2 separate regions of the Homo sapiens genome follow, and region 2 is linked to region 1. The links are chromatin contacts, found by Hi-C in ENCODE. All regions are on one chromosome and are shown on one strand. Each heading gives the region's core, a stretch centred on a gene start or an enhancer-like site at or near the end of the contact. The rest is flanking DNA. Distances are from core to core; before and after follow the strand shown. Region 1 has its middle 6.9 kb from the start of MIR4456. Region 2 overlaps CLPTM1L (CLPTM1 like).

Region 1 (6,761 bases), core at 3,533-6,032:
GGCCGGGCTGGGAAGAGGAGCTCTCCGGCTGGCAGCTTCTCCGGAAATGAAATCCTCTGCACCCTGGAAGGCAGACTCGCACCCCTGGTGCCCCTACCTACCTGCTGGCCACACGTGGACGGCCGCATCTGGCCTCTCAGATGGGCTGGGAGGTGAGCCCAGTGATGATGCCTCCACCCTCTCTGGCTGTAGTAACCAGCCTGTAGGAAGGGAGCTGCCCACGCCTGGGAACTGCCTTACTTTGCCTGTCCCTGGCCCCCTGACCTTGCCTCCCGGTGCTGTCTGTGAGCCAAGAAAGAAAAGCTGCCATGTCGGGGGTGCTGGCCCTGAGGTTGCTGTGCGCATGAGCCCCCCACAGCTGGACTCTGCGCCAAACATCAATAGAAAACGGCGACAGTAACGTGACCCCCGGCAGAGCTGTCACTGAGGCGGCAGCCAAAGCCCGGTCCCAAAGCTCCTCCTCAAATGGGGTGGGTGCAGGCATCAGGGCTGCACCGGGGCCAGGGCACCGGGGCTCCCTGCAGCGGGTCCTGGGTGTGCGGCCGAGGTGTGTCTGCTGTGCCCCCCAGCCCCTCCCCACCCGTGACCTTGGCATCGATCACAAAAGGGAAGGCTCTTATCAATCAGTGCTTTGCTGTCCTTCTCATTCAATCTTTATCAAGCGACAGCTCCGCACTGGGCGACACCGTGGGGTGTGTAATTATTCATTAACTGGTGCTAATTAATGTTTATGTAGACATTCATTGTGTTGTGTGCCACGCACTGCCAACAGCCACCCAGAGGCTTCCATTCAAGAGGGCTGTCCCAGTTGTGTCGGCAGCTGCCTCTGCAGACCCCCTGCCTCCCTGGCGGGCCAGGCTCCCCCTCTGGGCCCCTCACCCGCTCTGGGGAGCTGCCCGGATGCCCCCTCAGCACCCACCCTGAGAGCACGGGGGCACTCCCTTCCCCTGAATCAGCTCGCGATCTCCACGCCAAGCCCTGGCCTCCCCTCCCATCTCCACGGCCCTGCCTCAGCCTCAGCTCTGTGCCCCTCCCCTGTGTCCCCGGCTCCTCTCCTGTGTAGCCCGCCCCTACTCCCTCCATCCAGAGAGGTCCAGCCTGGATGCCCACGCCTCCCATCTTCTCACTGATCTGTCCCCAAGACACAGCTCCGCCAGGGTCACCGAGGCCTCTGTGCTGCCTCATGGCAGGGCTGGAGCTGGGATGGCCTCTCTGGATTTTGGGCCTGTGGCTCTCGCCCTCTGCCTCCTTCCCAGCCCTTCGCCCTGGAGCGGGGCAGCCTTGTTTCTCCTGACTTTCTGGGCATGGTCTCTCAGGCTTTGGGTCCTTCCTGACTCAGGGATCTCAGCTCGGAGCCACCTCCTCCAAGAAGGCTCCCGGCTGCACCCACTTCAGGCACCTTCTGTCCTAATGCCCGTCTCCCTCCTGGCCTGCTGCCCCGTCCTTCTCTCCAGGACGACTTTGAAGCCATCCCAGATGTGCTATGATTTCATCTCCAATAATAATAATAAAAGCAACAATGTGTGCAGCTGAGGGGTCCTGATATGCATTGCGGGGCCTCACAGGGGCTTGGACCATGCTCGGCCTTGGACAGACACAGCCGGGAGGGAAGCATCCCGCTCCTGTTAACACACGTGACCCGCAGGCTCTGCAGGACATGCCGGCTCTTTTGCACAACCTCTTGGTGCAGCAGGGGGGTGTTGAGGGACCAGGAAGGGTTTGGTCCCCTCCTCCACCCCCTCTGCCTCCCTCCCCATCAAGTGGGCTGCCCGCCTCCTGGGTTGGGTCCTGGCTCCTCTGGAGGGGCTGCTGTGCCCACCGCCCTCCTTGCCATCTCTTCTGGCCTGGGGTTGGGGAGGGGGCTGGCAAGGGCGAGGCTTCTCATCCATCTTGCAGGGCTTGCCTGGGGCCACAGGGCTGCGCTGGCCTGGGGGGCTCTGTGCGCCTTGGGCTGGGGCGAGGCAGCTGCCCTCCGACCTCCAGGTCACTGAGGATGGGGTGCCGCCCTTCCCCCAGGGGCAGGTCACGTGGGGTGCCCCGGACAGGTCAAGGAAGGGGCTCTCATGCCTGGGGCTGGTTGGGGCCACCTGGGGGGGAAGGTGACAGTGCTCTTGTCCCCAACCCTGGGCTGCCTGGTAAGACCTGAGGGTCTGGGATGAGCTCAGGGCCTGCAGCCCTCTGATGTCTGCACAGACACAGCTCTGTGGGAAGCAGGTGCCCTGGTGAGACCCTTTCGCCTCTGGGCCCCTCCACCTTCCCCTGCTCCTCACAGATGCCCCCTGCCCATCACAGGGCCTGAGGCAGAGGCTTTGAGGGGGCGGGGCCTGGAGAGGGCCTGGGGCGGGGCATGGGGGAGATGGGCGTGGTAAGCAGGTGGAGCCTCTTGAGGATGACACTGGGGTGGGGCTGGGGAGGGGCCGGGGCCCTAGGCTGACCCCGGGAGGGAGCATCACCCTCAGCTGCAGGCAAGGGACGGGGCTGCTGGTGAGAAGCTCAAGCACAGGCCCTCAGTGAGGCAGGGAGAAAATGGCACAACCGCGGTGCCTTCCTAGGACTCTGGCTGTGCTGTGGGAGTCGGTGCTGTCCACTCTGTTTGAAGCTCTCAGGTGGAAGGGGCAGGTGGGGCATCTGAGGCACCGACCTCAGCTCCCAGCCCTGAGCAGAGGACGAAGGAGCCCAAGGTCCGGGAGAAGCCCCTTTTCCCATCTCTGGGGCATGGGAGGGGCCTGCACTGGCTGAGACCCAAGTTTCCAGCAGGTGAACATCGGTCCTGGTCCCACGTGCAGGGCAAGGACGACCCTGAAAAGCCCCTGAAAAGCTGGGGTGCCCACCGTGTCTCTGAAAGGCTGACGTTCCCACCGCATCTCTGAAAGGCTGACGTTCCCACCGCGTCTCTGAAAGCTGGCGTGCCCACCACATGACGTTCCCACTTCATCTTCTTAGGTGCTTTTCTTGAAAAGTTTTGTTTTTGTTTTTGTTTTTTTTTTCAGGTAACAAACTGTCACCAAGGTCATGCCTAGGCCCTGTCTTGACAGCCCTCAGTGGCCCCGGTGTGTCCCCTGGGAGCACAGGCCCCATGGGTGGCCCGGCTCTGACCCCACGGGCCCTTCCTTCTGCCGAGGGCACTTCTCAGGCTTGGGTGCACAGGGCTTGGGTGTGTGGCTCCTGCCTGGGGCCCACTGAGCCCTGAGCTGCACCAGGCCTCGACCTCGGAGCTGAGGTCTGGGTCATCCTCCCAGGGAGGGTCTGGGAGACCTCAGGTCAGAGTATCCCACAGACCCCACAAGTGACATCCCAGCTCCTCAGGCCAAATCTCCTGGACCCCAGAAGGAGCAGCTGTATCAAGAGGAAGGCTTTGGTGACGCTGCTGCAGGGACAAGGACTGCTCCGTATGGCAGAGCCAGGTGCGAGGGGCTCGGGTGCGACGGGGAAGCTTTGGCAGCAGGAAGCAGAGGCGCGGGACAGCGGGAGGGAGGGTCTGGTGTTCTAGTGCTCGGTGGAGGACCGCTGAACGTGCTTAGGCAGTGACATGAAAGCCATCAGGGCAGAGGGACAGGCAGAGGCCCCAGCATGCGAGAGGCAGGTGGGCGTGCGGGGTGCAGGGACCTGCGGAGGACATGGAAAGGTGTCAGCTGAGGGCCCTGATGTGTCTGGGGTCACCTGCGGAGGAAGGTCCAGGGGAGGAGCCTGCTGCAGGCGGGTGGGGAGGGTCTCAGCACCACAGCAGCCGGGGCCAGGGCTGGGCTGCAGGGCCAGGTGGGTCCAGTGAGTGTGCTCAAGCCGCCTCGTGGAGGGGAACTGGCAGAGTGCTGAGCAGAAGCCAAGGTGCCGCCACTCGAGGGGCCGGATGCTGGGGTCCCAAGAATGGTAAAGTGGGGAAAGCCGCTGAGGGCCTGGATGCTGGGGTCCCAAGAATGGTAAAGTGGGGAAAGCCGCTGAGGGGCCGGATGCTGGGGTCCCAAGAATGGTAAAGTGGGGAAAGCTCTGAGGGGCTGGATGCTGGGGTCCCAAGGATGGTAAAGTGGGGAAAGCCGCTGAGGGCCGGATGCTGGGGTCCCAAGGATGGTAAAGTGGGGAAATAGGACAACAGTGTCGGAGCTGGTGCTGGGCTTAGTTGGAGACACCCAAGGCCTGGTGCAGCTGAGGGCTCAGTGGGCCCCAGGCAGGAGCCACACACCCAAGAGCCTGAGGTTGAGGCTACAGCGGAGGCCAGAGGGAGCTGGGCTATGGAGGAGGATGCAAGGGTTCTGGGGCATCACCCTGTGGGCATTTGAGGTCCCCAGGACAATGGCAGGACAGGAAAGCCAGGTCTTTGAGGGTCCTGAGCACACGCCTGGGACAGCAGCTCTGGCCCACAAAGGCTATAGTGCCCTTGGAGCCTGGGGGGCTCTGGGCAGGGCCCACGGCTGAGTTGCCTGGAGCCTGGGGTGAGGGGTCCAGGACAGACACTGGGAAAAATCACCTGTGGTGACCCCCGCCTGGCCCTGCATCCCTCAGTGGCTCAGAGGTGGCCCGAGGTCACGCCGAGGCTCCGTCCTCTCCTCAACCCCGTGTGGTTTACCACGTCCTCATCAGCCAGGGGGTGACTAACTGCCAGGAACAATTGGCAAATGGGACCGTGGGTGGGAGCCCATCCATCCTCCAAGCCCACGGTCCAGGCCAGCGCAACAGCTTTCCAGACCACAGGCTCCTGTCGGGGATTTCAGAAGATCCGGAAATCATTTTACGACCGCATTACCTTTAGCCAACCTTGCTCATTGGAGGAAGGTGAAGGTTTGGGGAAGTAAACGCAGCCGCGAAGCCCCAGCCCAGTGCTCTGCCCGTGAGGCCGTGGGAGGGGCTGGTCTCACTTCCACTTCCACTTCCTGTTTAATTTTCATAGGCTTTAAAATCACACAGGCAGAGTAGGGAGGGCAGGCGCTGCCCTAGCAGAGAGCTGGGTCAGATGTGGGTTCACAGGTGGAGCCTGGCACATTCGTCCCCGAGAGTGAACAAACAGCACCCCGGGCCCGGCTGCCCATTCCTTGGGATAGGAGGACAGCAGGACAGGAGGCATCGAGGACACAGCAGCTTCCTGCTCTCACACGCTGAGGGGCCGGGGCCAGGCCTTTGCGCACCAGGCATCCCCTCAGTAGGACTCAAGGCACTGCACGCCCCCCAGGGGTCTCCTTCCTGCCTCCAGTCAGGCTGTGGGACCTGAAGCTCCCCAGGGGCCTTGTCTGGCTTGGCTCTGAGGTGGGTCCCAAGTGTCACATGAGCCTGGTGAGACACAAAACCCAAACAGGGCCAGGAGACCACCAGGGAGGCCAATGCTCTTGGGGTGTGGGTTGGAGGGGCCAAGCCTCTGAAGCTGGTGTCCCCGCCTGCTGGCCATGTTGGGGTGCCTGTCTCGTGCCACCTGCTTGCAGGCCAGGGGGTTGTCACTGTATTTCCTCCAGGTCCTGTGCTGCTCAGGACTCCCTGACCCACTGGAGGGGATTAGCAGCTGAGGACAGCTCTGAGAAGCCTGGTCGGCCCCGGGTCCTGCCCAGGCATCTTCAGCTGCGTCTCCTCACCGGGTCTCTGAGTGAGAGACGAAGCCAGCTGGACTTCCTGGGTTGAGTAGGGACTTGAAGAACTTTTCTGTCTTACAAGAGGATTGTAAAATGCACCAATCAGCACTCTGTAGCTAGCTAGAGGTTTGTAAAATGCACCAATCAGTGCTCTGTAAAAACGCACCAACCAGCACTCTGTAGCTAGCTAGAGGTTTGTAAAATGGACCAATCAGCACACTGTAAAATGTTCGAATCAGCACTCTGTAAAATGGACCAATCAGCAGGACATGGGTGGTGACAACTAATGGAACAAAAGCTGGCCACCCCCCAGCCAGCAGCAGCAACCTACTCTGGTCCCCTTCCATGCTGTGGAAGCTATGTTCTTTCCCTCTCCACAATAAATCTTGCTGCTGTTCACTGTTTGGGTCCACACCACCTTTAAGAGCTGTAACACTCACCGCAAGGGTCCGTGGCTTCATTCCTGAAGTCAGCGAGACCATGAACCCACCGGAAGGAACAAACTCCAGACACATGAGGACCTGTCTGTGCATGAATGCAGCTGTGTGTGCTGTGACAAAAGCAGCTCTGTGGGACATAGGAGTGCTGGGTGTGGGGGTCCCAACCAGATGACCTACCGGGACCTGTGGGCCCAGTGCTAGCCAGGTCTTAGTCAATGCCACTTAAACTAGCCAATTGGAGGCCCTTTTCCACTGGACATGCTGCCGGACTCATCTCCCCTTCTGGACTGAGGGCCTGAGGCCTGAGACTCCATGACCTGTGGGTCAGCACGGGCCAACCGCCTCAGTGGATGGAGCCCAGAGGCTGGATGTGGCCAAGGGCCTGAGTTCTATGGGGCCTTAGGCATCCTGGTGCCCCTTCCCATGGGGTGGGCAAGGCCCGCTGGAGGTTGTGAGGTGTCGAGAGCTGCAGGACATACCACAGGGCGGACGGCAGGCTCCTGGTGGCCACAGTGGGCCCCTGACCACTGACTTTGCAGAATGTGGCCAACTCTTTGTGGAGGGGGAAGAGGGAAGCTGACTCTGCCATGGCCTCTGGGGGTGTCCGTGCTGTGTCAGCAAGTGGGTCTTGGGTGCTCATGGGACCCTGCTGAAGCATCCTTGCTGGGGCCTTCCATAGAGCAGTCACTTAACTGTCTCAGGCCTTCTTCTCGTACAGGCTCTTCCATGGGGTTTTGCTCCCCTAGGGTCCAGCAGCTGAAAGCACAGC
Region 2 (6,373 bases), core at 120-2,619, 770 kb after region 1:
CCCACTTTTAATTACATGTAGACTAAGGGGCGGTTTATGCAGAAATTTCTAGGGAAGGGGTAGTAACCGTTGTGTAGTGGGGTCATTGCCATGGAAGTGGGTGGTAACGCCTGGGGGTTGCCACGGCAATGGTAAACACTGGTGGGTGTGTCTCATGGAAAGCCGCTTCCGCCCTGGCTGTGTTTCAGCTAGTCCTCAATTGGGTCTGGGGTCCAAGTCCCACCTCTGATCTCATAAGAAGTTGTTACGGATTGTACTGTGTCCTCCCCAAAATCTACGTGTTAAAGTCCTAACCCCCAGAACTTCAGAATGTGCCCTTATTTGGAAATAGAATATTTGCACGTGTGATTAGTTAAGATGGGGTCATTAGGGTGGCCCTAAGCCAGTGACTGGTGTCCTTATAAGAAGGAGAAATCTGGACACAGAGACAGACGGGCATCAAGGGAAGATGATGTGAGGACACAGGGAGAAGACGGCCATGTACAAGCCAAGGAGAGGCTGACACAGAGCATCCCTCGCAGCCTCAGAGGGAGCCAGTCCTGCCCACACCTGATCTGGGACCGTGGCCTCCAGAACTGAGTTGGCCAATGTCTGCTATTGAAGCTGCCAGCCACAGTGCTTTGTTGTGGCCGCCCCCACAAGCTCACACAGGGGTGGAGAAGCAGACGTTGCCACAGGTGTCACGTAAATCAAGACAGTGCTATGCCAATGTCATGCCAAGGCAGTTGATATTTGGGCCAGGCGCAGTGGTGCACACCTGTAGTCCTAGCACTTTGGGAGGCCGAGGTGGGTGGTGGATTGCTTGAGCCCAGGAGTTTGAGATTAGCCTAAGCAACATGGCAAGACCCCATTGCTACAAAAAAATACAAAAATTGGCTGGGCATGGTGGCTCAGGCCTGTAATCCCAGCAATTTGGGGAGCTGAGGTGGACAGATCAATTGAGGTCAGGAGTTCAAGACCACCCTGGCCAATATGGTGAAACCGCCTCTACTAAAAATACAAAAATTAGCCAGGTGTGCCTGTAGTCCCAGCTACTCAGGAGGCTGAGGTGGGAGGATCGCCTGTGCCCAGGGAGGTTGAGACTGCAGTGAGCTGAGATTGCACCACTGCACTCCAGCCTGGACAACAGAGTTAGACCTTGTCTTGAAAAAAAAAAAAAAGACAGTTGTCATTTTAGGTCAAACGGACAAATTCTTTAAACAAAATATAATAAAACATCAAGGGGAAATAGAAAATCTGCATGGTATTATTATCACAGAAGTTACAAAAATTAAAACAGTAGTGAAAAAAATATCCCACAAAGGAAACCGCAGACTTAGGCGGTTTCATCAGTTGCATCCACAAATGCCTTAGGGGATGATTTTAGACAACAGACAGGAGGAAATGGTCTCAGCCTCACCGTCCGTGGCCACGGCAGCTTCAGTGAGCCAGCCCTGCACAATCAGCTCTGCAAGGTGTGATTGGAGGGAACAGGAAACAGAAAACACAAAGAGAAGCCACCCAGAGGGTTGGTGAGGATACAAAGGGTTTTCAACGCCGCTAGTCAGCAGGGAAATGCACATTTAAACCGCGAAAAGGCTCCACTACACACCCACCAGAGTGGCTAAAATTAGACAGCAGCATTGTGTGCTGGAGAAGGGGTGATGCCATGGGGCTCACATGCCACAGTGCACAGCCAGAGTGGCACAGACCCCTTAGAACACGGGTGACATGTACTGGAGCTCAGCACACATGCACCACAACAGCCATGTCCCCCCTGGGTCTGTGCCCAAAGGCAGGCACAGCCACGTGCATGATTTGATCCGTAACGGCCCCGGTTCGTGCCATGGAATGCCACATGGAAGAAAGTCACAATGAGCACCGCTTGCGACAACACAGATGGACGCCAGACAGAGCCCAGCCCGAGAACCTGGGTACCAGAGCTCCCAGCATGACTGTTCATGTGTGGGACTTGGACCCGGTGACCCATGGGCTGGGTTCACCCGCCTGGTTTCCACTGAGAGGGCCCCGTGGGGCCGGGGTCTGTCTGTAGCCTGACTCGGGTGCTTGGTGCTGGAGTCTGGAAGCATGCAGGGCTTGTTGAGCTGCACGGGGTGCATCTGCCATGACACTGTGTGGAAATTGTATAGCAACAAGTTTTTTAAAAGTGCCTGCCGGCCTGGTGCAGCAACTCATGCCTGTAATCCCAGCACGTTGGGAGGCCAAGGCGGGCAGATCACGTGAGGTCAGGAGTTCAATACCAGCCTGGCAACATAGTGAAACCCCATCTCTACTAAAAATACAAAAATGAGCCGGGCGTGGTGGCAGATGTCTGTAACCCCAGCTACTCGAGAGGCTGAGGCAGGAGAATCGCTTGAACCCGGGTGGCAGAGGTTGCAGTGCCAGCCTGGGTGACAGAACGAGACTCCGTCTCAAAAAAAAAAAAAAAAAAAAAGTGTCTGCCTCTCAGTGCACCAGCTGAGTCCAGCCAGCAGGACAGAAGCCACTGGGACATCACACTGAAGGTTCAACAAGGGAAATGGCAGGATGAGGGGGAGGTGGGCATGTCCCCCCAGACATCCCGGTTCAGCCCCAGAACCGCGGATGTGATCCCACGTGCCAGAGTGGACTCGGTGGCCACCATCACACTTGGATCTTGGATGGGAGATGATGCTGGGTAATCGTCTGGGACTGATGTAACCACAGAGGGTCGGGGTGAGAATCAGGGATATGACCACGGAGGCAAAGGTTAGGGTGAGGCGAAGAAGGCCACAAGCCCGGGAATGCAAGGAGCACAGCTCTCGAGGTGGAGAGCACGAGGAACGGAGCACCTGGAGCCCCTGGAGGGCAGGGCCTGCCCACACCCCAGTGGCCGCGCAGGGAGGTCTGGTCTGGACTCCTGGCCTCCAGAACCATCAGAGAACAAATATGCTGCTTGAAGCATGAAAGCTGTGGGGATGGTGGCCGTGGCTGGGGGACACTCAGGCGGTGGCTTTTCTGGGACCAGTGTCTCTGCAGAGGCTGCTGCTCTGAAAGCATGGTGGGCCACAGGGCGCCACACCCCCTTGGGTCCTGTGCCTGCTTCAGGAAAGGGGTAAGCAGTGTGGTATACGCCAAGACCTCCTCCTGGTTTCCCTCCTCCGCATGGATCACTCCTCGAACACAGCCCCTGCTTCGTCAGGGTTCCGTAGCCTCACCTATCGCAGGCTGCACCCCATCCTTCCTCCAGACCCCTGGCCTGTGGGGCTTACCGGGGCCGAGGCCAACAGACTGATCTCGTTGCCAAAGACCCAACAGCCACCAAACTGGCTTCAACAGGGCTATGTGTGGCAGGTACTTCACAGGGGGACGTGTTCTCATTTTCCTTGGCTTTCTAATAAACTCTGGTCTAAAGAAAATCTCTTCTATAAAATGAGTGGCCAGTGCCAAGGGGTAGAGACAGAAGCTCCTTCTGGACACTGGCTGCTCCAGTAGAGCCCATCCTGCCCAGGTACGGAGCCCACCAGCTGCGATCAGGACACTGCAGTTCCACCGTGGGGGACCCCGGGCCCTCACCTTGTCAGTCCTCTGTTTCAGCTTCGAGGGCTTTGACACAGTCTAAAATCCACAGGTACTTAGCGCATTTCTAAGTCCCACCTCATGATCAATCATAAGACAGGGCTTTGATGGTATGCAGAAATATCAATGAAATCCAAGAGGAAAACAGAACTAAACTCATCGGGATGAATGACAGATAAACCCTTTAAGCATGTTTCAAGTCGCCCAGGTGGAGCCTCTGTTGGTCAGTGAAGCTTCAGGGTTCCCATGAGATGGATCTGCATGAGGCTCAGTCCTCTCTTGAAACACTGCCCATTTGCAGGAGCGCCGGCCCACAGGGCAGAAGTCAGACTGTCAGAGCAAGTGCCGGTCCTGAAGCTGGAAGGACTTTCAAGGCTCATTCCCCAAACTCATTTTTTTTTAAACCTCTGCTCATCTTAAAGAAAGGAGAGGCAGGCGCCCCAGAAACCTCTCAGGAGTAACTGACACACGTGACTTGCGGTGTCTTCAAAGGAACACTCTGCAACTTGCTACTGTTTAAACAGAGCAAGACTAACAGTCACCAGCAGCTGGTTCACGCATTAAGGCCCTTTGCAGGTGAAAGAAAACGGCACTGGAGGGCCGACTGCAGAAGCAGACGCAGTGCACGGTGGACATCTGCCCCTTTTGGGGGCCTGCCACGGTGCTTCCTGAAAACTCAGGTTAAGCTGACTCTGCTGTCAGGCTGATGAGGCGCCTGCACCCACCTTTGCTCAGCACGCCAGCCCAAATGGAAGAGCAGGTGCTATGACAAAAATCAGTTCTTGTAGCAACTATTTTTGATACTGAAACTGAAAAGCGAGAGCAGCAAAGCTATCCACGGAGCTCCTGACAGTTAGGCCCGGCTTTGGCTGCTGATGCAGGGGCCGAATGACGCTATTTCTGCAGCAGCCGGCCGCAGGCGCTGACCCACCGCGGGATGTGCCCCAGGAGGCAGAAGAAACGCTGGGAACCGCACCTAACCTTGCCAGCATCCCCCAGGCAAAGCCAGGCACTTTGAGTTCATCGGTGGAGTTGGGCGATACTCCTTTCCCGTTTGTGTGCTTAGCTGCTGCCAACAGGATGTGCTGGGTGAAGCCTTACAGAACACAGCCAGTTGTGTTTTATAAAGCAAGGCTCCCCTCCCCCAAAGACAAATAAAACCACAGGTGTGGAAGGGACACCCTCCACCGCACCCCGCCCTAGTAATCTGACACCGCAGGCAAAGGCACGGCCTGTGTGGGTAAGATCCATTGTAAACGTTTAAAACTTCCTGTTCCCTGATGCCTCAACTTCCCCGCAGACCGACGCACCTGTGATGGGCAGGGCCGTGTGACCTCGTGACCTTCACATACACCAATGAAGACCCTCACGCCTTCTGCTGTCTTTCCCCCACTGCTGACTTGCCTGCGGGCCCCCACTATCTGCCCTGCCTCTGGAGCCGCCTCCCGTGTGCCCCCCCAGGCCCCTTAAGGTGCTGTGCGTCCCATCTGGAACCGGCAGTTCACCCGCTCTCCCAGCCACCCTTCCAGACCCCACTTACAACACACGACTAAGTAACACAGTACAGGCCGTGTATTCGTATTTGTTTTCCTGTGCCAACTCATCTGGTATCTTCGTATTTTAATGAATAAAACTGAAAGATGACAACTTGAAGCCCCAGTGCATTCCTCTCAAATCGAGTGAAGTTTACAACACCTTAATTATAAAAGATTTATCTGATCCAGAAGAAAGCAGAGTGTACAGAAACTTCACTGTCATCTGCGAATGGACTGAGAGCATCTGGATTTGGTTCTCAGCCTGAATGAGCATCCTGGAATGGTGTGTCTCGTCCATTTACGTGGAGACACATGGAACAGGCCTGCAGGCTTGGGGCTCTGAGCAGGGCTCCCAAAGCCCCTCAGCTGCAAGGAAGCCAGGCCCATGAGAGGGGAGCCTGTTCCAGAAACACAAGAGGATGAAAGCTGTTATTGGCAAAGGAGACTTAGAGCAAGGAAATGACCAGGAATAAAAAAAGATTATATATTTAGAGGCCAGGTGTGGTGGCTCATGCCTGTACTCCCAGCACTTCAAAAGGCCAAGGCGGGTGATCACTTGAGATCAGGAGTTCGAGACCAGCCTGGACAACATGGCAAAACCACATCTCTACTAAAAATATTAATACAAAAAAGCTGGATGTGGTGGTGCACACTTGTAGTCGCAGCTACTCAGGAGGCTGAGGCAAGAAGATTGTGTGAACATGGGAGGTGGAGGCTGCTGTGAGCTGAGAACAACAAACCCCACAAAAACTAACTTCAACAAACATTAAACTTCACTACACACCGAGTCCAGCAGTTCTCCACCCATCTTTCTATTCCATTTCTCTCTCTCTGCCTCAACCTAGGGCAAGATAAGCTTGACCTGATGGGTCATGGCTCTGTACAATAGTTTAGTCTTAAACAACTAAGATGCTACGTATCTAAGAACACTCATGACTCAAAGGCTTGCAAAGGGCTCTTTAAATTTGCTCTTTTAATGCATAAATAAATCCATATCATGTATTACTTTCTGGAAAAGGGTTAAACTCAAATATCCGAAATACTTTCATTATACCAGGTCAAGAAAAATGCCACAGCCAGAAAAATTTATTTTAAAATAGAAACATACATTAAGCTTTAAAACAACCAACTCTCAAACAAAAGAGGAAAGAGCCTTTGATCCCAGAGTCCATGCGGAATGAATTCCATACGTGTTTGAAATTCACATAAGGAGCACTTAGAAAACCACCTGAAATGGAAATCCAACAGCCCCCTTGCCTGTGAGGGCTCCCACCCCTGCCCGCGTGAGGACATGGCCGAAC

Evidence for each region. Hi-C counts contacts between places; a loop is a spot of excess contacts on that map. Pooled maps may share reads with other maps.
Region 2: a pooled map shows a loop between it and region 1 (7-fold over the local background). The contact joins two enhancer-like sites. A Hi-C loop is called at or near these places in 2 of 37 single-sample maps with no recorded cell type and 4 of 50 pooled maps.

What each region holds. Positions count from the first base shown.
Region 1 is chr5:539,374-546,134 of GRCh38, forward strand. No RefSeq gene overlaps it. Among named protein-coding and RNA genes, the nearest start is that of MIR4456, 6.9 kb to the left of the region's middle. RefSeq lists an enhancer at 1,960-2,545. Within about 2 kb of position 4,783, at least 8 of the 41 ENCODE cell types and tissues checked have a DNase peak (open chromatin) inside an H3K27ac peak, as active enhancers do.
Region 2 is chr5:1,311,727-1,318,099 of GRCh38, forward strand. CLPTM1L (CLPTM1 like) reads right to left here. Exons shown (of 17, transcript NM_030782.5): 17 at 6,026-6,373. Among named protein-coding and RNA genes, the nearest start is that of MIR4457, 5.5 kb to the left of the region's middle. RefSeq lists enhancers at 1,302-1,371, 4,190-4,579, 4,870-5,019. Within about 2 kb of position 1,370, at least 3 of the 41 ENCODE cell types and tissues checked have a DNase peak (open chromatin) inside an H3K27ac peak, as active enhancers do.